Regions from separate parts of the Homo sapiens genome. Here region 2 is linked to region 1. A link is a loop called in an ENCODE intact Hi-C map of the cell type or tissue named here. Cell type or tissue: psoas muscle. All regions are shown on one strand. Each heading gives the region's core, and the rest is flanking DNA. Links, peaks and the distances in the headings are about the cores only. Region 1 has its middle 16 kb from the start of LINC01544. Region 2 overlaps RNF152 (ring finger protein 152).

The links. Peaks named below come from ENCODE experiments on the same cell type or tissue, not always from the same donor. Only the 100,000 strongest peaks of a DNase experiment are listed, where the experiment ranks them.
Region 2: a loop joins it to region 1, with 2.7 times the contacts of the local background. A loop is called at or near these places in 5 of 110 quality-filtered maps.

What each region holds. Positions count from the first base shown.
Region 1 is chr18:61,724,385-61,740,789 of GRCh38, reverse strand. No RefSeq gene overlaps it. Among named protein-coding and RNA genes, the nearest start is that of LINC01544, 16 kb to the left of the region's middle. In psoas muscle, for the core only: no CTCF peak of the experiment used is centred there; a DNase peak (open chromatin) is centred at 7,699; H3K27ac peaks cover 2,700 bases.
Region 2 is chr18:61,854,488-61,870,892 of GRCh38, reverse strand. All of the region lies in intron 1 of RNF152 (ring finger protein 152), which reads left to right. Among named protein-coding and RNA genes, the nearest start is that of RNF152, 30 kb to the left of the region's middle. In psoas muscle, for the core only: no CTCF peak of the experiment used is centred there; no DNase peak of the experiment used is centred there.

The sequences.
Region 1 (16,405 bases), core at 4,553-12,552:
TTCAGTTTGCTTAATGCTCTAAGCACAGTTATTTAGTATTTGAAGTTTCCTAATATTTCAGAAGTATTAGGGGTAGTTCTGTTATGTTCCAGACTGTGATACTAGCACTTCAGTTATATTTATTTCCAATGGACACCAGAACTTTTGTTTATTAGCATACTGGGTGTTAGATTTTATTTTTTATTGGTGAAACGAGTGGTGTTTGTTGGATCGGTTAGGAAGGCTGCACAGGGGTCCTTGCCTTTGTGTGATTAGGGCATGAGCAGCTCACACCCTCTGGAGTGTCCCCCAAGTCTTAGAATTCTGCTAGATTCTGTGTTCATTTGCTTAAGGAGAATCGTGTCATTTGACCAATTAACTGAACCCTGCTGCTAGCTCCTTGTCACATCTGCTTGGAATGAAAGGACAGAGAGCTAGGATAAACCAGGTGGTCCTATGTTTGCTGAGCTTGCAAACCAGGTGGTCTGATGTTTTCGTTGCTGCTGGCTGATAGGTCTCTCTATGTGTCAGAGTTTGGTCTGAGTCTTGATCTCATTACAGCAGACCACCTGGCTGAGAGGTGGTGGGGAGGAGACTGTGGCCTTCACCCCTCTAACCACTGATGGCTGCCAGAAGGCTAAGAACCTAATACTGTAATCTTGAATGACCTACAGTGAAGGTCAACTTGAAGGAATATATTTGGAGGGCAGTGATAGCAATGAATATGGAAAAGCAAGAATGTATGCGAGGGATACAAACAAGACCACAATCAGCAGGATTTGGGGGCTGATTCAATATGGCAGCAACCAAGACGGTATGTCAAAAACAAGACATACGTGTGTATGTGTGAAGAGATAAATAAGCATACAAAGTATTTCACATAGTTTATTTGATTCTCACAACAGTGCAGAGGTGTGGATCGGGCAGTTATTAGAAACAGAGGTGTGGCCAGGCGCGGTGGCTCATGCCTGTAATCCCAGGACTTTGGGAGGCTGAGGCGGGCGGATCACAAGGTCAGGAGATCAAGACCATCCTGGCTAACACGGTGAAACCCCGTCTCTACTAAAAATACACAAAAAATTAGCCGGGCGTGGTGGCAGGCGCCTGTGGTCCCAGCTACACGGGAGGCTGAGGCAGGAGAATGGCGTGAACCCGGGAGGTGGAGCTTGCAGTGAGCCAAGGTCGCACTACTGCACTCCAGCCTGGGGGACAGTGCAAGACTCCGTCTCGAACAAACAAACAAAACAAACAAACAAACAAAAAACAGAGGTGCAGTGCTATATAAACATGTCAGGGATGTGCTCAAAGTCACACGGCCGAGAACTGGAGAACTGGCAGTGTTGGGATCCAGACTCAGATTTTCAGACCCCAAGTCGGTTTCTCTTTCCATTATGTCTCATAGAGAAAAAGATTATTTTTGTTTGTTTGTTTGTTTGTTTTCATTATTGCTAGTATTATTTTTAGAGACAAGCCTGGCTCTGTCACCCAGGCTGGTGTGAAGTGGCATGATCATAGCCCACTGCACCATCGATCTCCTGGGCTCCAGCAATCTTCCCATCTCGGCCTCTCAAAGTGTTGGGATTACAGACATGAGCCACTGTGCCTGGCCACAAAGATTCTAAGGCTGGGTGACTGGGAGAAATAGAGAGGCTGAGAAGGAAGCAAAGAGGGCTGAGGCCAAGGTACTGAGGAGCAGTGGATGGAGGCAGATAGTGAAAGACTGGTGGGAGCGCCCTCAGATGGAGGAGGAATGAGCCCCTGAAGGAGTCCTTTCCCCCACGTGTGTGGATGACATCCACTCTTCACATGAGAGAGGCACAGCCTCTCTGTTCAGCAAGAGTCAGGCTCGCCAGGCTGTTGCCTAAATCTAAGGACAATTCTGCATAGGAATCCAAGGTGCCCCTACAGCTCACTCTCCAGATGGCAGATTTCCTTGGGCCCTTCCTTCTGTTTGGGGCATCCTGTTTCACCCTCAGACTGCCTCCATTCACAAACAAAAAGAGCCTCTTGCCCTAAACTTAGCTTGGGGAAAAGGATTTTTTCATGCATCAAGGGAAAAGAGGAAACCAAAGCCATAGAACATATTTCCGTTGGCTGTGTCCCTGCTGACATGTGGTGATTCATCAGAGTGTGACACAACAGACCCTTTATGGTGATTAGCACTGGCTTGTTGAGCAAAGTCTCCTATCTCAGTATCCTTTTGCTGTTTCGAAAAACAAGTAAATAAATAGGATAAATAGCACATTCTCTATGGATGTCCACAACACCATAGAATGAGAGCGAACACAAAACACCCTATGTTGGCTTTTTTATTTGTCATCACTTTTTAATTTAGACCAGTGGTTTCCATTGCTCCTGGGGAGCCTTTTAAAAATACAGATTCCTAGGTCTGGCCTCTGCTGGTTCTGATTTTGTAAATATAAAAAAGAGCCTGTTTTCCTCCAGAGAGTCGGCAATGTTTATGCTGAAAGAACCTTTGCTCCTTTGTTCTAGGACAGGCTACAGGCTTGAGTGAAGAGAGAACTTTCCTTATGCTCTTTGCCAATGTCCATGTGGTCTCATTTGATTGGAGCCACTCATCAGATTAGTGATCTTGTGCCTCCAGGCCTGGGCTAGCTCTGTTCTCCATGGGTGCTTTCCCAACTTTTCCATCTGGCCTCAACCTTCTGTTCCTAAATTGGCCTTGACAGATTTAGAAGGTGCCTTGGAGACATATCTGTGCCCAATGAACAACTTAACTTGGCATGGGTCTCTGGGCATGAGGGCTGATGGGCCAGAGGATAGTCTGGGTTTCTGAAAGTAGTGCATGACAGAGAAACTGACCAGGGAAAGAGATTTTTGGGAAACACATTTCTGAGGTTGTCTGGGAGGTGCAGACAAAATCTGGTAAGTTTTGAGGCGTAAAAAGCAGCCTGGAACAAAGGGTTGGAGAGGTTGCAAACTTTATTCCCATTTCTGTATTTTAATTCTTCTTGCTTAGCTTCCAGGTGAACTGGATATATCCCTGGGCAGGCAGTGTACATCTTCTTAGAGCCTTACACCTCAGTGTGAATGAGTATATTAGATTCTCTCCTGAAATTGGGAAAGAAAGAGAGAATGATGTTTCAGAAAGAAAATCAGAAGAGCAGGTGGTTGGTGACCAGAAGGCCGCTCTGGGTCTTCAGCAGCTTTGCCTGGATATGGGGAGGGCACGGGGCACAGGGCACCGAGGCAAACGAAACAGGGACCTGGGCTGCCATGTTCTCTGGGAAATGTTTCATGTGAGTGCTCTGGGTAGAATGGATACAGGTGCATCTCCCATCCCTTAAAGTCTTTTTCTTTTTGGCATCCCTCGGTAATGTAATTTTGGAAACATGGAGAAGTTTCTATGTTTCAAAAGTAGTAGGCTGTAGGTTTATATGGATTATACAGGAAATAACATTGTCTTCGCTGACTCTAGAATTTTTTTTGTTATGGTAAAATGCATATAACATAAAATTTACTATTTTAATCATTTTAGGTGCATACTCCAGTAGCATTAAGTACATTCACATAGTCATGCAACCATCACCACCACCCATTGCCAGAGCTTTGTTACCATCCCCAGCTGAAACTCTGAACCCACTAAACACTAACTCTCTATTCCCCACTCCCCCAGCCCCTAATAAGCACTGTTTTACTTTCATCTCCATGAATGACTCTAGAATTTTATAACTTGGATCCTTTAAGATACAAATCCTCCAAGATACCCAGAAGTAATCCTTGGTAAATTCAGGTAGATTCTTGGATAAAATCAATTGCCTCCTCTGGTGTGTTTTAGCTATTTGTGTCTCCAAGCACCCTTCACTGTAGGGTTATCTTCTCCCTCAGTCCTCCCATCAAGAAAGCTTATAATGCATGGGTTTACAAGCAGGAAGTGGAGAAAACTGGTGCCTCACAGGTGAGCCCAGGAATCGAGGAAATCCTGAATGAACCCCTGAAAGGTGGCCTTTAGTCACTGGGCCAATTGTGAGCTGTTACCCCTAGATTTTCCTTCTATTTCATCTCCTCCCTAGAGAATCCTAAGACCAACCAACAACAGCAATATCATCAACAGCCCTGGCGAGTTCTCTGCCCGTAACCCTCCCTTCATAATGGGTCTTTTCCCCTTCATGGGCTTTGAAGAAAAGCCTGTTCTGCTCCTGCCTTTGTCTTTGGTCTCATTATTTCCCTTCTTCATCAGGTGGGTGCTGAAGAGAAGAGCCCAGGGCCCGTATTTGCAGCAAAGTTAGATCACGTTCATCCAACTGGGAGTTGAGTGTCTTGGCTGCTGGCTGGTGGGCCTACTGATCTGATTAGCCATGAGACATCTCTGGGCAGTTTCAGTTGTTTATGCATACACAGATGCTCATGACCTATCTGATTTGAAAACCACAACAACTAAGCAAGGCAGATCACTTTAGCTTTGCTGTGAATTGGCTCTCTCACCAACCCTCTAGCTCTCAGGGAGGCAGGTTCAAGGTAGCTAATAAGTAACTGATTGTAATTTTTATTTAGCTACGTGAATTTAACGGGCAGCTTAATTGCAGTTGTAGAAGTGAACCACGTAATCACAAATTGGGCCCTTTACATCTGTCACTCGCCACCAAGAGAAATGCTCTGAGTGGAGATCCTTATTTTTGTTTGGGCTAATACTGAATCAAAGAGGTTTTTAAAGTTAGAGAGGTGAAAAGAACGAGGTGCTTTTTTTGGTTGTTGTTCATTTTTTACATGCAGAAACCTTAAGATCCAATCTTGCCTGAGCCAACCAGCAATTCTTCTGTTCCCTTCTGGGTTCCTCTGTTAGCTTTTCAATGGGTATTTAAATCCCAGCTACTGAGTATTGATCGACCTCCTTGTTTAATTACCCAGCAGAGTGCATTCTCAACCAATCCATTTTGCTCCTGAAATGCCAGCGTGCAGCTTGGGAGGGAGGAGGGGATCAATTAATCCTTGTTTGCTTTTTAATTCCTGTTCCGAACATAGTACATTCACACGCAGGTTAATTTTTAAATCCTCTCCTCTTACTTCACTGCTTTAATTCACCCTGGAAACCTCAGTGACCCTAAAGCTCTATCAAGTTCTCCTTATTGCTTATGCAGCCTCATTAAATAGTTTAGCAAATACCTGACTTGGTCATTTCCCAGGCTTCTGCTGGGAACAATCGTCCAAAGTCCCTTAATTTTTTTGTTCCTGTCTGAAGTCCCTTAGGGCAGAGGTGTTCAGGAACTGCTGACACCTCTCCATCTTAACCTCGAGTAGAAGGGAAAAGGAGGGCTTCTTTGTGCCATTGGAGGGCTTGTTCCCGGGTCCTCTTTCTCATCAGAGCTAGCAAATTTTGAGTCCAGATTCCATTCTATTTGAAGGGCTTTGTGAAGGAAGAATATGTGTTAGATATTGGGAGCCCGTAGACACATAAAGAGCTAAAGGATCAGGGCATTGCATTTTTCTGTGATAGTTTAAATGTTGATAATGACCTTTCTAGGCATATGAACAAGATCACATCCTTTTGGTTTTTGTCTTTTTAGAGACAGGGTCTTGCTCTGTCACCCAGGCTGGAGTACAGCCGCGCAGTCATGGCTCACTGCAGCCTTAACCACCTGGGCTCAAGTGATCCCCTTGCCTCAGCCTCCCGAGTAGCTGGGACTACAGGCGTGCACCACCATGCCTGGCTGATTTTTATACTTTTTGTAGAGACAGGGTTTCATCATGTTGCCCAGGCTCGTCATGAAGTTCCGAACTCCAGGGATCCTCCCTCCCTGACCTCCCAGAATGCTGGTATTAGAGCATTTTGAGCCACCATGCCCAGTCTATGCTTTTTTGCTCCATGCTGATTTTTAAACTTAAATTTAAGCTCAAAATATTTAGATAATATCAAGAATGGCAGTCAGCAGAGGGAGTGAGTCTCTTCTATTCTTGATAGGCCATCACTGATCCTCCTACCTAGCTGGGAGTATAAGGAGCCCATGGTGGGGGAGGTTTGGACATTTTGAGCCCAAGCACATGTCTCAGCCTGTAGAAGAGATATGCTGAAGGCATAGATTGGCTTGATTCTGGTGAGCTGTTAGCCACATTTGAACACATCAGCTCCAATGCAGTTTGCTTAGGCACAACCTTGAAGTCGAAGATCAGTCAGAGGAGCTTTAAGGAGCTCTACTGGGAATCTTTTATTGCATCTGTGAAGTCTGCCTGTATTTGGCTAATGTGTGTTTCCTTTCACCTGATAGAGTGCAAAATGCCTTTGAACCCGGGAAAGGATCCCTGAGGGATGAGAGTGCTCCATTCTTTCCCAGGATATTAATGTCGTGGGACTTGGCTGCTTTCAGCTTCTAAACAGTGTGACTCCAGCTAAGAAGCAGGCATTTGACCTTTGGGGGCTTTGATCTTGTATTTTTCTGCTGGTGCATTTAATATGATACCTAAAAATAAACAGACTAATGGGGACTTTTTAAAATAAGGCCACTCATAAATATCACAAAACGCTTAGGAACAAACAACTTCCAGTCCTTCTACTATCTGAGGGAGAGAGAGGCTAAATGGTGATTGCAAATGAGGTTTCCCTGTTATGATTCCTGATCAGGGACAGCTGCCCCCAGGTCCCATAAGCTATGCCTAATGCAAATATGACCCTTTTCAAATTGTTCTGGAAGGTGCTGATAGCATGTAAGAGATGTGGAAAGGTTGCATTATGTATGAAAACACATATTAAGCTGCAGTATAGACTCCATGAATTCCAAGAGGCCAGGCTTTTCACTTTCAGTTTTACGGGGCTCCGGTGGAGTTTCTTACTGCACCAACTCATCCTATTTCCAGGGTGTTTATGTCTTTACTCTCATAGCCTTCCAATCTTGTCCAAAAGCCACCAGGATAAAACAACAGTGGAGGCGCATTTGTAAACTGAAGGCAATTGATTTAGAGTAAAAAAATAAAATGCCAAGCCCCTGGGGACCAACATGTGAAAATATTTTGGTGGCTTCAACAGTGAAAACAAGTTTCAGTGATATTATACACATAAATATTTGTGTAGCAGGTTCTGCACCTTTAATATCCAGGGCAATAACCCAGATTTTGACTTACGCAAAATCTGAGTTGTGCAAAACTGCGTGGAAGGGAACGATTGCATAAGCAGGGATGTAACTGTTCCATTACGTGGTGGGAACTGAGATTGAATGAATCAGTGTATTAGTGACTAAACCCAAAATTGGAAAGGCAGGAGAAAAATCCTACACACACACACACACACACACACACACACACACACACACACACACTTGTTTGTTAATATCCTCTGCCTCAACTTCAATTCTGCTGAAAAAGGGCTTAAGAAAGGCTTACCTACCAGTAATTTACTTGGAGGCATACATGATCTTTAGGAGCAGGGGTGAGGGACGGGGAGGGAAAGCCAAAACAAGAATGCATTATCTAGTAGTATCTAGTATCTAGTATCATTGACACAAGCATCTCGTTCTCAGTCCTGCTGGAACCTTCTGAGAAGCTTCATAAAATGCCCTTAAGAACTGGCCATTAAAGGGGCCGGGGGGAAGCATTTATCCATGAACCCTGCTGTCACTAAACCCCAGTCTGGGTGGCTCTTTTGAGCAGCTCCTTGTTAGAGATGCTCCAGGGCTGGAGGCAGGAGCCAAGGAGAGAAGACCTGGCATGAGGCACCCTCTGTGGCCATATCTGTGGGAAGCTGGCAAAGCCCCAGTGGACCTGGTCACCATGGCCATGGCCAGAGCAGGGGTGAGGCCAAGAGGAACCGGAAGTGATACTGCATGTGACGTGCCTGAAACACACAGGGAGTGGGGGCAGGGAGGTCAAGAGTGACCTAGGCTTCAGAGTGGAGCAGAGTGGGGTTATGAGGAGCAGGAGGCCATATCTAAACGCCAAACGCAGCACATGATGTGACAAGCATACATACTGTTAGAGAGACAGAAGATTTATGTGAAGATGGGCATCTGAGTGCTAGGAAAAATATATTAAAGATGGGGATTCTCCTGGAAATTTGAGGAGATATGTCCTCAGAACAAACAAAAAAATGGTACTCCATCTGCTGTTAATTAATTCAGTAGGACCTGGGGCTGAGTAAGGAAGCAGATCCTCTGTAACTGTCAGAAACAACTGGGGCATCAGCATATCCCAGTCAAGCCCGAACTGTGGCCTGAGCTTCCTGTCACCAGAGTTACCTGATCTGGAAAAATTTGTCTGGTACACTGAAGATGAAATGGTGCCTCCGAACTGTGGATGCTTCCCGCTGGAATGGCTGTGAGGCACTTTCTGTTTTTTCCACCCTTCCTTATAAATGAAGACAACCGGGAATCTGAGAGGGGTAGTTCCCATTGCTGCTCAGTAAAGAGGCAGAAACTAGAACCCAAGTTGTTAGTCAGGGATTGTGTACAGCCATAAAAAAAGACAACTGAAAAGCAACATCTTGAACAACTTGGGGGTTGGTTTTTCTCTCATGACGAGAGGTCCAGAGGTAGATAGTTGCTGGCATTGGTTCGGTGGTGAAGGTGCCAGGCCACATTCTCTGTGACTCTGTGGCCTTTCCCTCAGGATCAGTCAGAAGATGGCTGTTGCAGGAAAGCAGACTTGCCGTGAGAAAGGCGAGGGCTCAAAAGCCCAGCCTGACTTCTGCTTAAATTATATTCCTTGGAACTGTATCACATGGCCACCCTTATCTTGGAGAGTGGCCGAGAAACATAATTTCTTCAGCTGGGTGCTTTGCATTACATCAGGTCTCTCTACTAAGGAAGAACTATAGAATGGGTACTAGGTAGGCATTTAGTGTTCTCATCTGCAGAGGAACCCCAGAAAACCATCCATGTTTTTTTCCCCTCTGGATATTTGAGAAGAGACAGATGTGATGAAAAGCTGTAACGTATGTGCCAAATCATGCCGTCTGTGGTACTTGGCTCGAGTACCACTGGCCCAATCCTACTAACCACAGGACCTCGACTGTATTTCCAGAAGAAATTATTTTCTAAGGCAGATTAGTGCTTTAACAAAACAATGAACATCACAGGCAACCTTCACATGGGAACTTTCTCCTTTTTACTCCCCAAAGACCCAAGAAGTCTGGGAAGATGGTCCTCAGAAGAAGTCAGAGGTGATGGTATGACATTCAGAGGTTAAATTGGAAATAATTGGAAACAATTTTCATGTGAGCTGCATTGTTGCTACTGAGACTATATTAGGGGCTCACTATGAAATGCAGAAGCTAGGGTGTTCATTTGCATCAGGAGAGAAACAAACAGACGTTCCATATACATTTTTCTGCCTAAAACGGGAACAGTTACATGAAGCAAGTAACGCAGGAGAAAAAATAACTGGAGTAAATAAAATGCTAGAAAATCAGGAGATGATGATGAAAGCCAGCAGCAGTTTTTCTCAGGCCAAATTTTGGAACTTTACGTTGTTTATTTCCCTCCACCAGAGTCTGGCTGCTGCTCGGCAGATGTCATTACACAGTATACTGGTTTGCATTTCCAGGCAGTCTGAATTAGCAAATTATTTGTCAAAATAATAAGAATGCCTTTCTCTTGCCACAGACTGGGTGAAAATATTTGCAAAACACATATCTCATAAAGTATTTAGAGTGTATAAAGCACTCTTACAACTCAATAATAAGATAAACAATTTGATTAAAAATGGGCAGATCTAAATGGAAATTTTACCCTAGACAAATGATGACAAATAAGTAAAAAGATGACAAGTGAAAAGATGCTGAATATTATTCATCATTAAGGAAATGCAAATTAAAACTACAATGAGTTATTAGTGTACTTTCACTGGAAAAGCCAAAATTAAAGTGATTGACAATACCAGGTGCTAGTGAGGACGTGGAGCTATGTGCTTGTGTACTGCTGCTGGGAACATAAAATAGTATAGCTACTCTGGAAAAGTGTTGGAGTTTCTTACAAAGTTAAACATATACTTTGTATATGACCCAGTAATCTCACGTATTATTACTGATAATAACCCCAAACTGAAAACAATCCAAATGACCATCAATAGATGAATGGATAAATGTATGCGGTAAATCCATACAGTGAAATATTACTCAGCAATAAAAAGTAATGAACTATTGACACATACAAGAACATGAATGAATCTCAAAAGCACTATGCTAAGTGAAATAAGCCAGCCACAAAAGACTAAATGCTGCATAGTCCTATTTATATTGTAGAGGAAGAAGAATAATTTTTTCTTCAACCCTCATAGGATCTTAGCTGAAATAGAACCCTGTAACTAAAGACAGATTAACAAGAGAAACACAAGCAAGTTTATTCACAGGCATATTTCATATATACATGAGAGACACCCAGGGAATGAGTGTTTCCCAAGGATTTTAAAGAAGTGATAAGACAGAAGAAAGGACTTTGAGTATTTAGGGGTGGCAACTTGTGGGAAGGGAAATAAATGGCAGATAAAAGCCAGTTGTTAATGCATGTTAATTTAGATTCCTCTGATAACCAACTCTAGGATCATAAGGGTCTAAAGTTATCTTCAGTGATTAACCTTTGTTCTGCCTGGTATAAGGGAAGGCAGGTAAGATACTTTTTTGTCTTCCTAAGTTTATGTCCTGCTTTTAGGCAAATAGAGGAAGGAGAGAGAACTTTCCCGTATCTGCTTCTTCTTAACTGCAATTCAGCAATCCTTCATATTTTGAGGGTGGTATATTCTGGTCTCCCACAATATGAAGTTCTAGACTCAATGATTACCAGATGCTGTGAGTAGGGAGCAGGGATGGACTGCAAAGGAGCATGAGGGAACATTTTAGGGTGATAGAAATGTCTATGTCTTGGTTGTGGTGATGGTAGGTAACTATGCATTTGTTGAAGCTCATCACACAACATGCTTAACATCGATGAATTTTAATGTATATAAGTAATACTTCAATAAAGCTGATTAAAAATGCCATGCCTTTTTGAGCAATTGTTTGAAACCTCAGCTTATGGGTAGAACATCAAAGGGAGCCATTTGTCAACTTGTGGGTTGTAGAAACCCCCAAGCTTGCCAAAGATGAGCATTAACTTCTCCCAACACAAAAGCCATGATCTGAAGCTCAACACTTGGGCACGTCCACACTTTGCAGCTCAGTTCATAGCTGGGTCAAGGAGGAAGAGGCATTGCTGGGAATAAAGTGTTGAAAGATAATTTTCAAAAAAAAAAGATAAATTCTTGACTCTCATAAGGATATAAAAATGAACTCATGTTAAAGTGTTTACTTTACTCATAATGAGAGAACCCAGCAGATGTTATGCTCAGTATGGAATAAGATAATGAATAAAATGTAAAAGAGTAAAGGCATTTTGAAATGAATGTGCAAATGGAGGCAAAATTGGTTTTTCCATGGTGGGGAGGGTATTCCCTGCCCCAGTCAGAATTCATTTGTGTGTCTACAGAAAAGATGATCCTGTGTTCTTGTCAGTCACTTATGCTTTACACAGTTATAGAATAGATCCCATAGAGTCAGAATCAGATTATGGGGAAAGATATGTTATAGACAGTGTCTATTTTTCCATTGAAACACAAATTTTGACTGGGTGCAGTGGCTCATGCATATAATTCCAGCACTTTGGGAGGCCGAGGCCAGCAGATCACCTGAGGTCAGGAGTCTGAGACCAGCCTGGCCAACATGGTGAAAGCATGTCTCTACTAAAAATACAAAAAATTAGCTGGGCATGGTGACAGGTGCCTGTAATCCCAGCTATTCCAGAGGCTGAGGCAGGAGAATTGCTTGAACACACGCGAGGCAGAGGTTTCAGTGAGCTAAGGTCATGCCACTGCACTCCAGCCTGGGCAACAGAGTGAGACTCCATCTCAAAAAAAAAAAAAAAAAAAAAAAATATATATATATATATATATCTCCCTACCTAAGGACTCCAGAAAGTCTTCCTGGAACCACAGAGAAAAAGGCAGCTGCCTTTTTTGTTGTAGACTTTGCCATTGCCTTTTATGGCACTCTCGGGCTCTAGCTCCACTCTCCCAGTGAATACTGCAGCAAAATTCCCTTTCCCCCTGCAGAATTCGTTTGTTAAAGAACATTTCAATGGGATACAAATTTATTTTTCTGAACACTTTGGATAATCTTGTTGCTCCTGTAGAAAGTGGCCTTTTGTATAGCAATCATATTCATGTAGCTTCAGAATATCCTCACTTTTGTGAGAATGAATAGACAAAGCTATCCTGAGGCATGGCACTTGCTGAAGGTAAAGTTCTTGCCTCTCAAACCCCTTCCATCCCTCCATTCTCCATGTTCCAAACATCAGAAGTGGGTGATAAATCACATTAAAATCCGTATTTTCACAGCTTTGGAACATAAATGCTCACTTGCAAAACTTCCATAGTTTCTTGGATCAATTTTTATTATAAATCTTCTTTCCCATACTAAAACTAACAGGATAGTTAAAATATACAGGATATATAAAATATATATAAATATACAGGATATATAAAATATATATAAATATATATAAATATACAGGATATAAAAAATATATATAAATACACAGGATATATAAAATATATATAATATACAGGATTTATAAAATATACAGGATAGTTACAATATAACAGGATAGTTAACTATAACAGGATAGTTGAAATAAACTTCCTACATAACTTTTAGACTTGTATGGAGGCCCCAGGGCGGGAGGAGGGAGGAGGGATAGCATTAGGAGATATACCTAATGTAAATAACGAGTTAACGGGTGTAGCACACCAACATGGCACATGTACACATATGTAACAAACCTGCACATTGTGCACATGTACCCTAGAACTTAAAGTATAATATATATAAATAAATAAATAAATAAATAAATAAATAAATAAATAAAAAGAATTGTATGGAGGCCCCAACAACCCAATATCTAAATAGAATACAAGTGATCTTCAAGTTAAATTTGTTTTGTTGTTGAGTGTGATGATTAAGTGCAGAAAGAGTAATCAGACAGGCTTTGGATTAAATCATTGTTCTCCCACATACTGTATGATGTTCAACAAATTACCTAATCTCTATGAGTCTTCTTTTCCTCTGTACACTGGGGTCATTATGAAGATTAAATGGACATGCATATAAAGCACTTAGGATACTGCCTGGCATATATAGAAGAGGTGTTGAAATAATCAGCTATAAATTACATGAACAGGGTAGTGGCAGGGAGGGCAGAATTATCTATTTTATTCCCTGTGCTACCATAGTGCTGCCTGATTTTTGTATTAAGGTTTAAATATGTATAGAATGAATGCTCAATGAATGTTGATATTATTGCAGTCTTACACATTGTCTATTTATGTAATGAACTGCATCACCATGACTAATAGCTTGAATATTAAACTCCTCTCTAAATCAACCTTCTGTAGAATCTGTTATTTATTTTTCTTGTAGTCTCCAGGACTATAGTCATTATATTCTTAGCTAGTGACACTTCTCCTTCTTTTCGTTGTTATTTTGCTTATGTATTCAATAAAGCCTGTGCCAAGCATGGAGCTAAGCTCTGCAGACAGATAGATGAATGGAGTATGATTCCAAGTTGCTCATAGTCTAGTGGGAGAGGAAGATCAAGACAAATAATGATTACAATGTCAGGCAAATGTTTCATAATATGGGTGAGGACATGATGGTTGGTAGCTCATAAAAACGGCTGCCACCTTATCCTGAGAATGGGTCAGAGGAAAGGCTTCCTGGAGGAGGTGATGTTTGAGCTGAGTCTTGAAAGATGGTAGCTACTGGCCAGAAGACATTGGCCAAAAACATTGCAGATAGAGGGCAAGTTGAAAGACACAAACATATGAACAGCATATCTGAGTAGAATGCAGGTACATTTGGAGATGTTAAAATTTGAGATCAGAGAAATAGTAAGGGTCAAAACCTGAAAGTCTTGACAGTCATGCTAAGAGCTTTGAGCTGTATATTGACAATATAGGTAAGCCCCTGAGTGATTTAAAGTCAGCAGTGACATAAACCAATGTGCATTTTTAGAAATAAAAATTCTATTGGCAATATAGACTAGAAGAGGCAGCATTGCATCTAGAGAGAACCATTAGGCGGTGATTGCTGTCATTAGTAAGAAATTGTGAAGGCCAGAGTTGAAGCAATTAAAGAGAGATAAGTTCATTGCTTCATGAAGTAGAATTCAGTAAACAATTTGGGATAGGCAAGAGGTAGATAAAGTTGGGGGAAAAGTACAAAAGATTGTGGCTTCACTAGAACAGTTGACACTTGAACAACATGGATATGAACTGTGGGTCCACTTATATGCAGATTTTCTTCTGCCTCTGCCACCTCTGAGACAGCAAGAGAAACCCCCCTCTTCCTCCTCCTCCTCTTTGGCCTCCTCAACATGAAGATGATGAGGATGAAAACCTTTATGATGATTCATTTCCACGTAAAAAATATGATATGGTTTGGCTGTGTGCCCACCCAAATCTCATCCTGAATTCCCACATGTTGTGGGAGGGGCCTGGAGGGAGATAATTGAATCATGGGGGCAGGGCTTTCCCATGCTCTTCTCATGATAGTGAATAAGTCTCATGAGATCTGTTGGTCTTGTAAGGTGGAGTTTCCCTGCACAAGCTCTTTTGCCTGCTGCCATCCATGTAAGAGGTGACTTGCTCCTCCTTGCCTTCTACTGTGATTATGAGCCTTCCCCAGTCACATGGAACTGTAAGTCCATTAAACCTCTTTCTTTTGTAAATTACCCAGCCTCGGGTATGTCTTTATCAGCAGTGTGAAAATGGACTAATGCAGGATAGTAGTTTCTCTTCCTTATTGTTTTCTTAATAACATTTTATTTTCTCTAGTTTGCTTTATTGTAAAAATATAGTATCTTATACATATCCAAAATATATATAACACATACAAAATATGTGTTAGTCAACTATTTCTGTTATTAGTAATGCTTCTGGTCAACAGTAGACTATTAGTAGATAAGTATTGGAGGAGTCAAAAGTTATATGTGGAGTTTTGACTGCATGGGAAGATGGCGGTTGGCACTCCTAACTCCTATTGTTGTTCCAAGCTCAACTCTATTACTATAAACAAGGAAAGGGAATATTAGAAAATAAGTAGATACTGGAGAAAAGGAAATATTCAGCCTTAAATAGATTTTGTTGGGTAGGTGCAATATTTAAATGGAAATCTAGATTTGTCTGTCATCAGCAAAGCTGTCTTACGGTAGAGAAAACTTTGAGTATAGATGATAGCACCCACTTGTATATGGAGGACATGAACAAGAAGACCAAGGATGGAACTTAAGAGAACCCTAAAATTCAGGAGGCAAATGGGAAGGTCAAGAATCAGCAAAGGAAACAGAATGAGTGGCCGGAGGTAGGAGAAACTGCAGTGAAATGTAAAAGGAAAGAGATTTTCGCAGCAAGATGTCATTAATAATCTAAATTGTTACATAAAGGTTAAAAAAAAAAAAGGCCCAGGAAGAATCCATTGTACTCCTTGGTGACTATTAATTTGTGGTCAAGTTAATGCAGGTAATTTAACTGCAGCACTGGGGAATGATGAATCCCATGGTTTAGAGAGAGAACTGGAGGTGAGGAAGTCAATAGAACTTGATTGTGAAGACAGGAAGAAGAGAAGTGAGAACTTGCTAAAGACATGGGGTCAAAGGTGGGCTGTTGTTCAGGTTGGTGCAAAAGATCTGAGGATAGATATCAGTAGAGGGAAAAGAGCCGTGTAAGAGCCCTTCTAGAAAGGTAGCTGGAGGAAAGGCAATGAATGCTGTGACCAAGGACAGTGTTTCAGGCCTGGACTTGGTTTTAGTGTCTGACCCAGAAGGATACATAATTCTCCTTATTGTAGCAATCAAGGAAGACGGTGAACTCTGGAAGCAAAACTGATGTATCTGGAGGAAAGGAAAAGTCTTGAGGGTGTGTTCTCCTTCCTTCCTTCAGGCTAGTGTTTAGTGATGGAGCACAGGGTTGGGTGTTGGAGGACTCTTGCTGTGAAAGGCACAGAAGTTCTTGCTTTTCATTCGTGTCGTTTAAGGACCTGCTCTTATACAATGCTAGGTTTTTCTAGGAGTGTAACACTCCTGGCTCTGTACACATGACGTAATCCTCACTTTCTGTTCCTAAGCATAATCCGCAGCACAATGAGTTCATTTTCTTCTGTGGGGTGGGAGTTCTGGGCACAAGCTGCCGAAGCATTGGCAGGCAGGTAGCGAGAGGATTATCAAATTTGACATCGCCTTTGGTATAACAAGATCCTTGAATTTTCGGAGGACTTTTAAAATTCATTTCTAGCTAATTATAAAAATCAAAGCTAAATTTGCAATTTCAGGATGAGAAATTATTGATAATGACTGGCATTTTCATTCTATTTTAGTAGCAAATTGAAACATTTTAAATTGTCAATGATTGCCAAGAACCTGGACAATCATTCTGGGTTGTTGATGCTTGATGTCTA
Region 2 (16,405 bases), core at 4,827-12,826, 130 kb before region 1:
GATGGAATCATGGGTGCAATGTGTGTGATGGGTTAGGAGTCAGGTGGGCATCAGAGGTTGAGAAGGAGTTAGGGGAACAGAGAGAAACAGGGATGCTGTTTCCCCTGAACTGTTTTGCCTGGACTGGAGCTGGAGCCTTATGTGGGTTTCACTTCATTTCTTCCTGGGCCCAAAGAAATGAGGTCCATAAACCATAGTAGGAAAATAGGACCTCGATCCTTTTTCTTTCTTGGTTAACCTTGAAAGAACTCCCTTTCTCCCTGCATCCAAAAAAAGAAGAGGAAGAATGCCCTGGTGGAAAACCTACAGGGGGTAGCTTTCAGAGTTCATGCTTGGCCAAGAGGCAAACAGCATAGCAGGCTTTGGAACCACAGAGTCGGCAGGGGTTTGAAGCCTTCTCTCGAGGGACAGCAAGCTAGTAGGTAAGGTGACAGGCGTGGTCTCCTCTTTCTTCCTGGGGTGGAAAAAAACTGGAGCAGGGGACAGCCCAGAGTAAGAAAATACCACGTGGGAGATGAGGACAGGAAATGCATCAGACATGAAGATTTCCATGCCTGTGTGTGTTTACAGTAATCAATCCCACCCTCAGAGGCTGGGATCAGGAGAGCCTGTTTCTCTTTGGAGTGCGGAGGCCACGTCACAGCTGCAATTGGATTTGACCACCAAAAGCTCCCTGCTGTGCTTTCCACACCCCCATCCCGACACAGCTTCTTTATAATCCTAAAAGCAGGGTATTCGTGATAAATGTGGGTGCAGGAACGTAATATTTCCATGTTTTCAAATTATTTCTTTCCAAGAGAGCGTGAGGTTTGGAATAAATGGAAATACTTTTTTATGGTATAACAAGTTATATGGTGACTTGCCTGTCTTTTCCTTCATGGATAAAAATCAGAGTCAACAAGCCCAACGTAAAAGCCTCTGTCAAGGAATACAAATGCTTCTAGCAAATCCTAGTGACACTGTTTCTTTCATGGTTTCCTGTCCAAAGTACATCTGCTTATAAACTTTCTCATTTTTGTTTACATCATTGTTGTGCCAAGTTCATGGATGCATAAAAGCTGAGGAAGTTGGTGGGTAAGTGGCTTGTCTGAGTTTATGAAGATGATAAGCTTCCGGGTGTGTGCATGTGTGTGCGTGCGTGTGTGTGTGCCCACTCAGTTACATGAGTTTTCCTTTTCATTCATTTACTGGACATTCATTTACTTTGAAGTTCCTTCTAAAACCTGTACTTATTCTAATGATCTGTGGTGTCTTCCTGGCACCCTCCTGGATCAGCTAAGTTCTTGATGCCAAACTTTGCTACATCCTTTATTGAAGGTGTGAGTGTAAAGTAAACCTAAACAAATGGAAATAACACAAAAGTTTGTGTTCCTTTATCAAGTGGGTCTCTGGGTGTTCACCTTTAGTGCCGTCTGTGGTGAGGTGACAGGGCATTCCACATTTAGTTCTTTTCCAGTAACAGAATCTCTTGTCAGGTGCAGGAGACAATACCTCCATGGCCCATGTTTATTTGGAAGTAGGGGTTGTTTTTATGTATCCTAAAAGATGAATCTTGGAGACCAGTTTTCTTTGAACACTTGAGTTGCTTGGAAGTATGATTGGAAGAAGACCCCTGACAGCTTTTGACCCCACCTAGTGATTTTGTGGAGTTAGCAGTTGAAATTTGAGGATAGACATTCCCTATTTCTTTGGATTTTACTAATTAGGGTTTTGTGGTCAGTGAAATGATTAAGACTGGGCTTTCCTTTAGCTCATCCTACTTAGAGAGACATGGTGAACTTAGGAAATTTTATATAACAATCGAGATTACCTCTGAGATGTTAGAATATTCTCAGAATCTCTTCTGATAACCTCAAATGCTTATAAAAACCTGTGTTCTTACAAATGGTGAATGCTTTTTAGTTACTCTCATCATGAAACTGGGAACCCTAAGAACCTCAAGTATAGGCAATTTATTGTCCATCTGATTTTAAGTCATCTATGAAGATGTGTGGATGCTGCTGGTCTTTTTGCACTGTTGCCTTTGTAATGCCTGCTCCTGACTTGACTACATGCTTCCCTGCTCTGTCTTTCTGCCACATAACTACAAGGCACACTACTGATTTATGCTTTTCATTCATTTCCTGGACATTCATTTACTTTGAAGTTCCTTCTAAAACCTGTACTTATTTTTTTTTATTTTTATTTTTTGAGACGGAGTCTTGCTTTTGTTGCCCAGGCAGGAGTGCAATGGGTGATCTTGGCTCACTGCAACCTCTGCTTCCCGGGTTCATGAGATTCTCCTGCCTCAGACTCCTGAGTAGCTGGGATTACAGGTGCCTGCCATGACGCCCGGCTAATTTTTGTAGTTTTAGTAGAGACGGGATTTTACCACGTTGGCCAGGCTGGTCTCAAACTCTTGGGTAATCCACCCGCCTTGGCCTCTCAAAGTGCTGGGATTACAGGCACGAGCCACTGCACCCGACCTAAAACCTGTACTTATTCTAATGACCTTGGTGGCTTCCCAGTGCCCTGCAGGATCAGCTGGGGGTGGCTGGGCTGGGTTTACCTCTGTCCTGTGGTCTCTGAACTGATACTGAGCAGTGTAGCTGCTCTTGAGACTTGGAATAAGCTAGGAGGAAAAGAGAAATATTGGGACATATTTTTAACATGCTTTTAAACATCCCTGAAACATAACACAGATATATGCTGTAAGTCTACAGCAACACCCGAAGGCCAACCTCTACAGTGGGTAACTTGTTCTGAATGCCTGTGCTGGCTACGAGGAAAATGACTGGAGAGAGGAGCCAGGAAAAGCCCAGCTGCACACATTACCATGAATCTCCTCAGACAGCTTTCTAAGTGAGGAGCTGGGGTATCTGAATTGCCCCTAGGAGGCTCGTTAAGTTCTAAGAAGGTGAGCAAAATTGATTTAATATATTGTTTGTGTTAGCTAGCATATTTGTTTAAGGTTAAATTTACATAATAGTAAAGTTGTATTTTTATGTGCGTTTTGTGTATTTTTATAGTACAGTGGGGGTTCCTTATAGAATTAGTGTGCACTGGACATTCGTGGCCATTTTATAGGATTTAAGAGCAGTATTTTACATTTTAAATGATTACTGTGAATTCAGTTGTTATTTTTATTTTTCCTGCTGCATTGCTGGTAATATCTAGGTTTATCTGATGCTGAGTTTATAGTCAGAATTGTATCCCAGGATGGTGAGGCCGGCGATGTGGAGAGTTCAGCCTGGTTTACATACGGTTCACCCTGGGTTGGGGGTTGCCATAACAGTTTCATCAATAGTGGGTGCTCTCCCTCCTTAAAATGAAAAAAATAAAAAACAAAACAACCAAACTCCTTTCAAATATCTCTTTGCCCCTGCTCCCCCTCCTCCCAGGAAACAACTATAAAAACCAGACTGAGCTGAAGATTCAGTTTGTCATCTCTTTTTTTTTTTTGAGATGGTGTCTCACTCTGTCGCCCAGGCTGGAGTGCAATGGCGCAGTCTCCTCTCACTGCAACCTCTGCCTCCCAGGTTCAAGTGATTCTCCTGCCTCAGCCTCCCGAGTAGCTGAGACTACAGGAGCATGCCACCATACCCAACTAATTTTCTGTATTTTTAGTAGAGATGGGGCCTCGCCATGTTGGCCAGGCTGGTCTTGAACTCCTGACCTCAATTGATCCACCTGCCTCCCGAAGTGTTGGGATTACAGGTGTGAGCCACCGCACCCGGTCCCCAATCTCTTTGTATTTGCCATGCATGGGTAACTCTTGAGTTCCCACCTCTTGCTGATTTAAAATCTGCCACAGGCTTTCTTCCTACTTCAGCTGGCGAGCATCTAGGTGTTCTCCTCTCACTTGATTGCAATGTTTGATGTTTGGTGAGAAAAAAAAATTCCTGATGTGCAGTGTTTAATAAGCCCACATAAGGCCCTTCCCATCCCTCCACCCCAGCTTATAAGGGATCTAACAGTCATTTTGGGACAAGCCCCTAAGTCTGTTTTTTTTGTGTTGTTTTGCTTTTTAAAGTTTCACTGATGATTTGCCTTAATGCATTCCTTGGTGCCAAAGCTATGGGCTGTCTTGTCATGTGCTGCTCAGCGGTGGGGACAGCGGGCAAGTAGGGGAAAGCCAGAGCTGCTGCTTTGAGGTCACACCCCCGGTGTCACCACCAATGTTGGGAGGAAGTAGTGAATGGTTGATGAAGGGATGAACATGTCACTGTAGGAGCACACAGCAGGGAGAGGAGACATGGAGGAGAAGCACAGGGAATACCATGTGCAAGTAACTGATGGAGATAGAGGGCAGATGGAGGGCATAGGTTGGATGAGGCTGGAAATGTAGCCAAGTCACCAAAGGATGCGTAGGCCCTGCTGGGGTGTGTGGCCTCACTCTTGGTACTAAGGAGCCATGGGATGGCATGATCAGGTGGCTCAAAGCACAGAAACGCGGGCGAGAGTGTGGATGTGAATCTTGTCCTCGCAGATTCTCACTCTGTAGCTTGGGGTAGTGTTTGAACATCTTTGCTGCCAGCTCCTGGTGTGTAATAAGAAGACAATGAGGGTGACTTCCTCAAGTTGTCCTGAGGATAAACGAGTCCCCGTGTATAAGGCATCTGGTGGGGAGTAGCCATCCGTGGGGCTACCTGGGCCCGACTCGCTGTCTAGAAGCAGTAGGTTGGATGGTTGGTATTGGGGAGAGATGAGAGGCAGGGAGAACCTAGTTTGCTGGGCTTTGTGATGATTTGGGCAGGGGTTACCACAGGGGGTGGGGCCCTGTGCCACTCAGCCCTCCAAATTCCCTTGGAGGTGGGAGTATATGGCCAGGAATATTCCTGCCTGTTCCTCCACGCAGACATAAGAATGAACCCAGGCAGTGGGAGGAATAGACCTGAGAGAAATTTTAGGAGGCAGAATAACCAGGGCTTGGTGAAATTTAAGAAGCCTTATATCATCTGTTGGACAACATGATGACTCTAGTGCCTGATTGTTCTAACAGGGAGATATGTAATTGACACTCAGCTGACTAGCCTTCCTTGCAAACTAAAAGAAAATAGGCATTTAAAAAAATGTTTTTGAGCAGATTTTTTGTAGGTTTCTTTGGGGATTGGGACAGCTGTCATGGGAATATTTGCCTTCAACTTAAAGTGAGTTTCCTTGGAAGTCCATTGGGCTCTATGTCTAAACTCTAATGTTCAGAAAATTCTTTTCTGAGGTACAAAGTATTAGTCCATTGTGAAACTCTCTGTGGCAACAGAGACTCTAAACTAAATTCCACAACGGGATGGAAGCTGCTAGCAGGGGATTATCTAGTACTTGGATTTAGGAAGTTTGCAAAAACAATTCAACAAAGTCTATAAAGGCAATGGGGGACAAATAGTATTGCGTTTTTTGTGCTGCCAACCAGGTTTGTCACATGGATTAGTAATTTAGATAGGAACAGCCATGAATCACTGCTTAGAGTTTTATATTTAATTTTATCCTGGAAGCAATCTCCTTTCAAATTCTCAAGCTGTAGTTATTAATGAATTAAACATTATGAAACCCAGAGAACTACTAATTCATTTTGAAATAAGTAGACATTTAAATCTGAAGAAGAAACCTTACATTTTTTCAGTAGGGTTTAATATTTTCAAGCTGACAAAATGTGGCATGGCATTTTGTAGATATGGTTTCCCCAGAATGATTATTGGTAGGTATCCAAGTATATGTGCCGGACAATTTGGCTGCAGGTTCTAGGGGTATGATATTGTGATATAATAAGAAATATATATATTTGGTTTTCATCCTCCATTTCCTGGTACTGAGCTCCTAAAACCCTTGTAATTTCCTGGGTGATAGAGGTTAGAGGAATATCTTTTGTTTTTCATCATAAACTCCTTTTTTTTTTGAGATGGAGTTTCCCTCTTGTTGCCCAAGCTGGAGTGCAATGGCACGAGCTCAGCTCACTGCAACCTCCGCCTCCTGGGTTCAAGCGATTCTCCTGCCTCAGCCTCCTGAGTAGCTGGGATTACAGGCACGCGCCACCACGCCTGGCTAATTTTTTGTATTTTTAGTAGAAACGGGGTTTCACCATGTTAGCCAGGCTGGTCTCAGACCTCAGGTGATCCACCTGCCTCGGCAGGCGTGAGCACTGTGCCCGACCATAAACTCCTTTCAACCATACCTTGGCTTATGCTAATGAGATGACTCTTGGTGGGCTCTTAGCTGGCCTCAGAGTGCCAGCTGGTCGCCAGAGGAACCAACTCTGTGATTAGAGGGTTGTGACTTTCAGCCTCATCCCAGACCTCCTGGTAGGGAAGAAGGGCGAAAGAGGGAGTTAGTCCCCAGTGGGCAATGATTTAATCGACCATGTCTACACAGCGAAGCCTCCATCAAACCCCTAAGTGACAGGGTTCTGGTCGGTGAACACTTTGAGGAGCTGGGGGAGGGTGACGCCTCCCAAGAGGTCATGGAAGCTCTGTGCACCCAATCTTGCCCTGTGTATTTCTTCCATTTGGCTGATCTGAGTTGTATCTGTTATCATAAACCAGTAATAGCCATAAACTGTTCCTGAGTTCTGCCAGCCATTCTCACAGAGTTCTGCTAGCCGTTCTCACAAGTTACTAAACCGGAGAGGGGGTTGTGAGAAACCCCACTGATAGCCAGTCAGTCAGAAGCACAGGAGGCCTGGGACTTATGCTTGGTGTCTGAAATGGGGGCAGACTTGTGGGGCTGAGCCCCTGACCTGTGGGGTCTGTGACTCCGGGTAGTTAGGGTCAAAATGGAATTGAATTCTGGGACACCCGATTGTTGTTGGAGAGTTGGAGACTTGGTTGTTGAGGTGGAAGACACCCATGTGTTTGATGTCAGAAATGTTCTATGGGTAGAAACAGATTGTGGCTGTAAGGGGCAGGAAAGATGAAGTCAGGTTCTCCTGATGTCCAATGACTGGGTGTTTTTCAGAAAGAGAAAGATTAAAATACATGGAAAAGGCAGCCGATTAGAGCGGGAGCTCACCACCCAAGTTCCTTATCATCAGTGCTGTTCAGCTTAACCCTTTCAGTCCTGTCCTTACCTTGGACACCTGCCACTCCGCCCTGGCTCTGACTTCCTTACTCTTGTCAGGTGTTGCTTTGGGGAAGAGATTTGTCCAGTCATCAGATGTCCTCGGACATTAGTGTGTAATGCCCCCACCTCTCAAGCACTCTTCGAAGCCCAGAATCAGGAAAACGCACTTTGTACAGCATGCTAGTTGAGGACAGGCCATACGGTTACACAGGATTGCTTGAAGATTGAGAAGCACAAAAGGAGACAGAATGCAAAAGCTGAAGCCTTGGCTTTTCCAGCCTGGAAAATGTGCTTAGTTTTTTCCCCAAAGATATTAACTATTTCCATGTAAAAAGTCAGTAGAAGAATCTACAGATTGTGTCTACAGTGATGTTACCTGAACAACTGAAAAAAGTCAAGGGGCTACTTTTTTTTTTTTTTTTTTTTTGAGACGGAGTCTCACTCTGTTGCCAGGCTGGAGTGCGGTGGCACGATCGCCGCTCACTGCAACCTCCACTTCCCAGGTTCAAGTGATTCTCCTGCGTCAGCCTCCCGAGTAGCTGGGACTACAGGCGTGTGTCACCACGCCTGGCTAATTTTTTTGTATTTTTAGTAGAGATGGGATTTCACTGTGTTAGCCAGGATGGTCTTGATCTCCTGACCTGCTGATCCACCTGCCTCGGCCTTCCAAATGCTGGGATTGCAGGTGTGAGCCACCGCGCCTGGCTAAGGGACTACTTTTCAAGAGCAAATGTTTTACGGGCAACACATTTGGTTTGTTTTGGACATGGATGGCTGCCAGAACCTTTGGTTAACCTGTCTTCAAAATTTTTTTAAGATAGTATTTTGGGCTGTGTGTAGGGAAAACTCTCTGTTTTTTCTTTGTTCTCACACCACAACAATCATCAGCACACAAGTAGAGACACCAGCTGAGTATCCTCTAATTCAGTTCCAACAGTGTCTACCCAGAGATAATGTCAGAGCCCACTGATTGAGGGCTCAGTCCCCAAGACTGCCCCTACCCACACACCAATGATAAGTCTGGGCCTCCTCGGAACTTCTGACCCACCAGCTTCAAGTTGGGGTCCCCAGAACCCCCGCTTTGGCTTTGATGAATTTGCTGGAGCGGCTCACAGAACTTGGTGAAACCCCTACTTATGTTTACTGGTTTATTGTAAAAGATATTGCAAAGGATACCGATGAAGAGACACGTGGGGTGAGGGGTGGGGGACAGGGTGTGGAGCTTCTATGCCCTCCGTGGGTGCCACCCTCCAGGAACCTCAGCATGTTCAGCTGTCTGGAAGCTCCTTGAACCCTGTCCGCTTGGGTTTTTTTACCGAAGCTTCATGACACTAGCATTCCTGTCCCCAGGGCACAGGGTGGGATCCCCTCATGGAGGGTCTTAAGCCCCTCAGTCAGAAATCTTCCCTCCCACCTTTTTGAAAGCCTCTTGCTCTTCACCTCTTGCTCTTGCTTTGTCAGCTGAAGTTCTTTTCAGGATGGTCATCTCCTCTCTGGGCAGTCCCTGATCCAACTGAGCCTTAGTTTCCTCGTGTGTGAAATGGGAATGAGAATTTTTGCCGCCTCCTCTGCCACACACATTGTCATGAAGATTAAATGAGGTGGTAGACATGAAAGTACTGCATCTAGTGCCTTTCTGTAAGCATAGGAGGCAGAGAGGAGATAGGGGGGTCAGGATGGAGGAGGCAGGGCTTTGTATTAACATGTAAAAAGGGAGAAAAAAGCCTCAATTCCTACCTTTTCCCACTCATGGTCCTTCCCCAGCTTAGGACCTGAATTAGAATGTCCAGCTTCTTCTGGGAAGGAAGGTTCTTCTGAGGGCCTCAGGGAGTTGTATTCATTTTTCCAATTTAACCAAGCCACTGTGTTCCTTAGTGGTATAGTTTGGGTGTCTGAGCCCTCCAAATCTCATGTTGAAATTTAATGCCCAATGTTGGAGGTCGGGGCCTAATAGGAGATGTTTAGGTCACAGGAGCAGATCCCACTTGAGTAGATGAATGTTCTGTGGGTTGGTGAGTGAGTTCTCACTCTATTAGTTTCCATGAGGGCTGGTTGTTACAAAGAGCCTGCCTCCTCACCCTTGCTTCCTCTCTCACCATGTGATCTCTGCACATGCCAGCTTCCCTTCACCTGCTGCCATAAGTGGAAGCAGCTTGAGGCCCTCGCCAAATGCCGAGTCTTGAACCTTCTGGCCAGTGGAACTGTGAGCTACATAAACCTGTTTTCTTTATAAATTACCCAACCTCATGTATTCCTATCTAGCAACACTAAATGGACTAAGACACTAAGCGTAACATGTACAGTCATGCCTCACTTGATGACAGGGATATATTTTTAGGAATGCATCTTTGGGTGATTTTGTTATGTGAACATTATGGAGTGAGTACACTTACACAAGCCTAGGTGGTGTAGCCCAGTACACATATAGGCTATACAGTACAGCCATTGCTCCAAGGCTGCAAACCTGTACAGCATATTATTATACTGAATACTGCAAGCAATTGTAACACACACAATAAGTATTTGTTTATGCAAACATGGAAGAGATACAATAAAAATATTGTATAAAAGATAAAAAAGGTACACCTGTATAGGACACTTAGCATGAATGGAGCTTGCAGGACTGGAAGTTGCTCTGAGTGATTCAGGATGTGAGTGGTGAGTGGATGTGATGGCCTAGGACATTTCTGTACACTACTGTAGACTTTACAAACACAGTACACTTAGACTACACTCAATTTATAACAAATAGTTTTCTTCAATAATAATCTTAGCTTACTGTAACTTTTTAACTTTATAAATGTCTAAATTTTGTTTAACTTTTTGACTCTTTTTTAATAACACTTAGATTAAATCACAAATATTATACAACTGTACCAAAATATTTTTCTTTATATCCTTCTTCTGTAAGCTTTTTTTATTTGTAAAATTAATTTTTTTCTTTTACCTTTTAAACATTTTTTGTTAAAAACTAAAACACAAATACACACATTAGCCTAGGGTTACACAGGGTCAGGATTGTCAATATTACTGCCTTCCACCTCCACATCTTGTCCCATTGGAAGGTCTTCAGGGTAATACACGCATGGAGCTGTTATTTCCTGTGACAGCAGTGCCTTCTTCTGGATACCTCCTGAACCACTTGCCTGGGGCATTTTACAGTTAACTTAAAAGAAATAAGTAGGAGTACACTCTAAAATACTGATAAAAATATAGTACAGTAAATGCAGAAACCAGTAACATAGTTGTTAATTATCATTATCAAGTATTGTGTACTGTACATGATTGTGTGTGCTAGACTCTTATGCAACCGGCAGCATGGTAGGTTTCTTTACACCAGCCTCACTATCAACATGTGAGTAATGCGTTGCAGTGCAACAATGCTCTGATGGCTGTATCACCAGGCAATAGGAATTTTCCAGCTCCATTATAATCTTATGGGACCAGCATCTTCTATGTGATCTGTTATTGACCGAAACGTTATGTGGTGCGTGACTGCATTTTCTCTTTGCTATTTGGTGCTGCTTCTGAATCGGGAGGGTTTTATGATTCCTCAGTTGCTTGCTTCCCCCTTAGATGAGTTTTCTAGGGCTGCCTTAACCAAGTAGGTGGCTTCAAACAACAGAAACTCTGTCACATTTTTGGAGGCTGGAAGTCCACAGGCATGGTGTCGGCAGGCCCATGCACTTCTGAGACCCATGGGGAGAACCCTTCCTCCCTTCCCCAGCTTCTCGTGCTGTCGGCAGTCCTTGGCATTCCTGGCTTTTGGCTCCTGTCATCACATGGCTGTCTCTCCTTGTGAGTCTTTTCTGAGTCTTTTCTGTATTAAAGGACACTAGTCATGTTGGATTAAGGGCCCACCCTGCTCCAATATAACCTCATCTTAACTAATGACATCTGCAGTGACCCGTTTTCCAAATAAGGCTACATTCTGAGATACTAGGGGTCAGGATTTCTTTTCTTTTCTTTTCTTTTCTTTTTTCTTTGAGGTGGAGTCTCTGTTGTCCAGGCTGGAGTGCAATAGTGTAATCTCGGCTCACTGCAACCTCCACCTCCTGGATTCAAGCCATTCTTCTGCCTCAGCCTCCTAAGTAGCTGGGATTACAGGCGCCTGCCACCACGCCTGGCTAATTTTTGTACTTTTAGTAGAGATGGGATTTCGCCATGTTGGCCAGTCTGGTCTTGAACTCCTGACTTCAAGTGATCTGCCCGCCTCGGCCTCCCAAACTGCTAGGATTGCAGGCATGAGCCACCGTGCCCGGCCTAGGTGTCAGGATTTCAAACTATCTTTTTGGGAGACACAACTCAACCCATTCCCCTGCCCCACACAGGTGGGTGATGCTCCTTTTCTCTGCAGCTTCCAGGCCCTTCTTCAAGGGCAGCATCTCCTGCTCTGCATGGGAATGCAGCTCCCTGACTCTCCGGAACCCTTAGCCTTGCAATTATGTCTCTGACGCATGTGTTGGGAGCCCTGGGAACAGTGTGTGAAACTGATGCGACGTTTCTGAAGCACGTCAAGTTTGAATTTGCGCCACAACAGCCCTCTCACGCTCTGTTGCCTGTTTCACTTCAGTCAACTAAGCCTGAAACTGAGGGGCTTTGATGGTACCCGTGGGAAGGACAAAAGTCCTTCCAGTTTTATTTGAAACAATTGGTTTGGTCAGAAGTACTGAGGTGGGAATTTGAGCAAGTACATACTTGTCCCAGTCTGCGAGGTGGAACAAGTGCATAGTGGCATCTGAATGGTGGTGATGACTTGTAGGAGCCACCAGCCCTCGTCTATAATACAGGGTCGTGGCTGAGGGACATCAGATGGGCCCATGTGGGTTAGAAAGGGCCTCCTTCACCCTCCTGTAATTGGATATTGACATCACCCGGCGCGTAAGAAACATGGAGTTTCCCCAAATATGATTTATACAGTAAGAACAAAGCCAGGGGACCCCAAATTTAGTTTTTGTTTTGTCTCAGGCTTGCTGACCAAACTTAAGCACATCTCCTATTAAAACGGGATCTCTGTTTTTGTGAAAATAGTGAAATTTGCTGCATCATGATGTCTGCAAGGCAATTAATAGGTTGCTGAATGCAAACTGCTGGCAGACCTCAAGTAAATAGCCAGGGGTGATGATGGGGATGGCCACTCTCCAGCTTCTTCTCCATGGAATATAGAAGTTTTAGGCTAGGATGCAGGATTTCAGTAAGAACAAGGCCAGACCTAGGAATGAGTACTGCGGACTGGCTTGGTGGGAACCCTGAGTGGAAGTCGACCACTGGGGGAAGTGGAGGGGCTGCAGTAGAGTTGGGGCCCAGGGCATCCTTCAGGGTGATAGGTTGGAATGTGAAGTCTAGGGAGAAGGTATCGGGGGAAATATTTCTAGAGGTGGCTGGATCTTAGGGGCAGATTCCTCATCCTAGGGTATACGGTTGCAGGGGAGATAGGTCCAGAGAGCTTGGGGGAGGGAAGGGCTGGCAGGAATCTAACAAGTGGCTGGATCTCAGGGACAGATTCCTCATCCTAGGGTATATGGTTCCAGGGGAGATAGTTCCAGAGGGCTTGGGGGAGGGAGGGGCTGGCAGGAATCTAACAAGTGTCAGATTCAAAGAGCTAAGGAATCAAGAAAGCACTCAATGTCACAGAGCTCTGGGCAGGAGGTCACAGCCGAGCCCACAGTCAGTGGGACCTGGGTGGAGTCCCAGAGAGTTATACCAAACTACCTAAATGTCTCTACTAAGTTTAGGGCTGGTCCTGGAAATTGGGGTAGAGGGTTTGCATGTGGCTGCAGAGGGAGATTTCAGAAGGACAGACAATTGTCTTTTTCAGCCCCTGCTGGGGTGGCTCTGCTTCATTTATTTTAATAGATTATAGCAGAGGAGACCCAAACGTAAAGCTAAACCCATCCCCACTACCTCAGATTGACTAGAGTTGTTTTTTGCTCCTGTTGTTATTGTTTTAGTTGTCTGATTATTTATATAATCACAAGGCAAATGTGTTATTTTGGAAAATGCTCTTGAATGTAGATGTTTATACACGCCAATGACAAATTTACTTTAAATGACTATTGATTAACAGGACTGAGGCTGAAAGATGTTTTGTGATAGGCTATTATCCAAAACTAGAATGACCAAAAGCCCACAGTTTTTGTTTGTTTGTTTGTTTGTTTGTTTGTTTAATGACTGGTGAGTCCCTGGAGGATATGGAACTTGTGTTATCTGCTACTTTTGTGTCCCTGTATCGTCAGAACATGGCGATGAGATGGAAGATGTGGTCATTTAAAGGAAGTAACAGTAGGTTTGAAGAAAAATTATAGCAATAACAACAGATTGTGGGGAACATTCTCTTGCCTGTTGCTGTTTGAAGAGAAAAAGCCATTTTTATGGCTTTTGAAAATTTGCTTCATTCTGCCAGGATTCAAACTAGACTATTCTGAGGCCCTAAAGGTTCTAAAGCAGTTCCAAGGCAAAATATTTGATAGCTTTTAGTATAAAAATTGTTTCAGTTTCACCATGAAAATAAAATCATGTGGACATAGTGTGTGGTTTCCAGAGCAGGCGTTGAAGATCTGGGCTTTTGACATGAATTGACTTTGGACAAATCATTTAATTTCCTTAAGTCTCAGTTTTCTCATCTGCAAAATAGAAAAGTGTCTGCACTTTCTCCCTGTTACAGTGTTGGGGATAATGGAGACAGAGCTTGAACCCTGACGTATAATGCAAGTCAGGGTAGGAATTATCAGCACAAAGTAAAAAGTGAGATTCTGTGTCTTTTATGCCTGTTCCCCTGCCTGTATTTTAATTATATTCACTCTAGAGTTTTGACTGAATAATGCTGGTTTCTCCTTGTTTTACTACTTAATTAATTTAAAATGTTGCCCTGGGTAATAGCTCTGTATCTAAATGAGGGCTATTAGAAGAGGAGGGATTGTGTGTACAGATGCTTGTAAATAACGCTTAGGTGACACTATTGTGATAATTATGGCTTTTTGAAGATGAGCTTTATAGCTAGTCCTCAATTTTCCTGTCGCTTTTTTCCTGGGCTCTCCCACTTCAGTGAGCACATTTGTTACATGGAGCTAGCTGTTCGGGGAACTGAATCCCCAGAGATGTCAGCAGCTCTGTGAATCCACTTTTCATTTTCTGTGCCTAAGTTTGCAGACCCTCAAAAGTACAAAAGATTGCTCGACCACCCCTCCCCCAACCCCTCACCTCTAGTAAGGATGTGGAATGAGTAAGGACAGCAGAAAGAAGGGGTATCAAATCTAAACACTCCAGTTATCAACTCCCAGGAATAGCCATCCTTGGATCTGAGTGACCTGGAAGGTGATGCTGGGTCCTTGGTGGCTAGAAGGGTCCTAGCTATGACCCTTTATATGGGATTTGCATCTCAAGACTGTCTTCCCATCCCCTCCCTTCCTTTCTGTGCCTGTACTCAGGGCTAGTGCTGAGTGCTAGAGCTGCCATGAAAGAAGTAGGCGCTGTGGCAGATGAGTTCCCAACAGGCATCTTTAAAATTAACTCTTGGGACCCCCAGCCTTGTAGTGTTCCCAGGACAGGAACCCATCGTGTATTTCCCCGTGTCATTTTCCAGCTTATGTTTGTTCTCCAGCATTTAGTTTTCAAGAGTCTTTGACATTGGCTTCATTGTCATCGCTTTACTCACCAACTCAATTAGAATCTCATTTCAGATAGAAATCAGCCAGTGAATTTTGTTAATGGAGCTTTTAGAAGCTTTTAGAGTCAGAATTGGAAAAGAACTTGGAAGGTCATCTCATCCAGCCCTCTCCCCTTGCAGATGAGAACCCTGACACCCAGAGAACTCATGTGACTAGGATAGTGAGTTAGTGTCAGAGTCAGGACTAGAACACAGAGTTCTTTAAGTACCTGGTTGTAGGGAAACATGGCGTGGTCAGATTAAAGTATGTGGAGTAGTGAATACTTAGCAGGTGTACTCTCTTTCAGTTTACTCAGTTTATTTTTGAGGCTTTTGTCACGGGATCCTCTGGGAGTCACCAGCCGGAAACCTCTGTGGCCAATGGCACCTTCTGCCTGGGTATTGCTCGTACCTGCTGGGCTCATTCTGTCCACTTGGCCTGGCTAGCTGCGCTCAGTTCATGCTACCAGCCCAGATTCCACACCTGCCAAGGGCGAGCCAGACGTGGAGTGATGAGATTGTGTGGTGAGCGAGTGTGGGGTCCAGCCACTGTGCACAGCCAGGCACACCAGGGGCTGCAGCGGGGCAGGCAGCTCCAGGCGCTGGCACAGGTGCTGGCTCCATGCGAAGCTGCAGCTGCACCAGATGCACTGCACGTGGCTTCTACTGCGGGCATCCACATCTGGATGAGAACACGGTGGCACCCAGAAAGTTGGAGATGCGAGGAATTGCAGAGCCCCAAAGGGGGTGTCACAGCCCTGGCTCGAGGAGCCCCTAGGTAAGGGCTATGGAACGCACAGTCCTGGCTGCGCCTCCCCCACTACAGCTGGCGTCCCTGCAGTGGCTGCTCCAAACAGGCCGCTTCTGCCATCACTATGATATCATCAAAATAATGAATTACATGAACCAGAACTTCCTGATTTTATTAAACTTTTAAGGTTGACTCCTGGTAAACCAGAATTCTCTTACAATGACATCCTTATTGAAAAGCTTTACAAAATGCATTGTTTTACTTTTCTGAATTAGTGACCACAATTGACTCTTTCTTAGATACTGGGGAATCTTGCTGTCCTTCAAATCCTTCTTCCCACTGGTTATAATTGTGTAAGATAATAGCTTCAGAGCACAGCTTTGGCATGAACACAAGCCAGCAGTTCCCTCTCCCCACCACCATTAGCTTATTTAAAATATAATATTTAGGTTGTTTGAATTCTTCCACATGACCTTTAAAAGCCCTATTGCTGGTATTTTGTAGCATTTGAGACAGTCTGTGAGTTATCTGTAGTTCAGGAAAATCATGTAACTTGCTGCTATTATACCAGTTGCATTTTGATGTGACATTGATTTTTTTCCGCCTGCTATTTTCACGTCAGGTTGAACACAGACATAGGCGAAATATAAGCTTGGCAGCGAGCTTTGCTTGGCTTGTTTACTTCTCTCATTGTTGAAGTGGCCATGATTCAGCACTGGGTTCTTTTCTCCCTGATGTGCTAGTGAAAGGAGAGAGAGAGGAAATTCCAGGTTACCAATAGCAGTATGACCATCATAGTAGAAAACTGAAAATTGTAGTCACTACCTTCTGATTACCCCAGCTTAAATAATACCTCGTTCAAAAGATGACTAATTGAGGCTCCAAATACCACCTCCCAGCCCTCTTTAATTCGCTCAGTTGAGAAAGAGGAAGAGGGGAAGAAACTATGGAAAATCATTGAGAGGATGGTTTCCTGT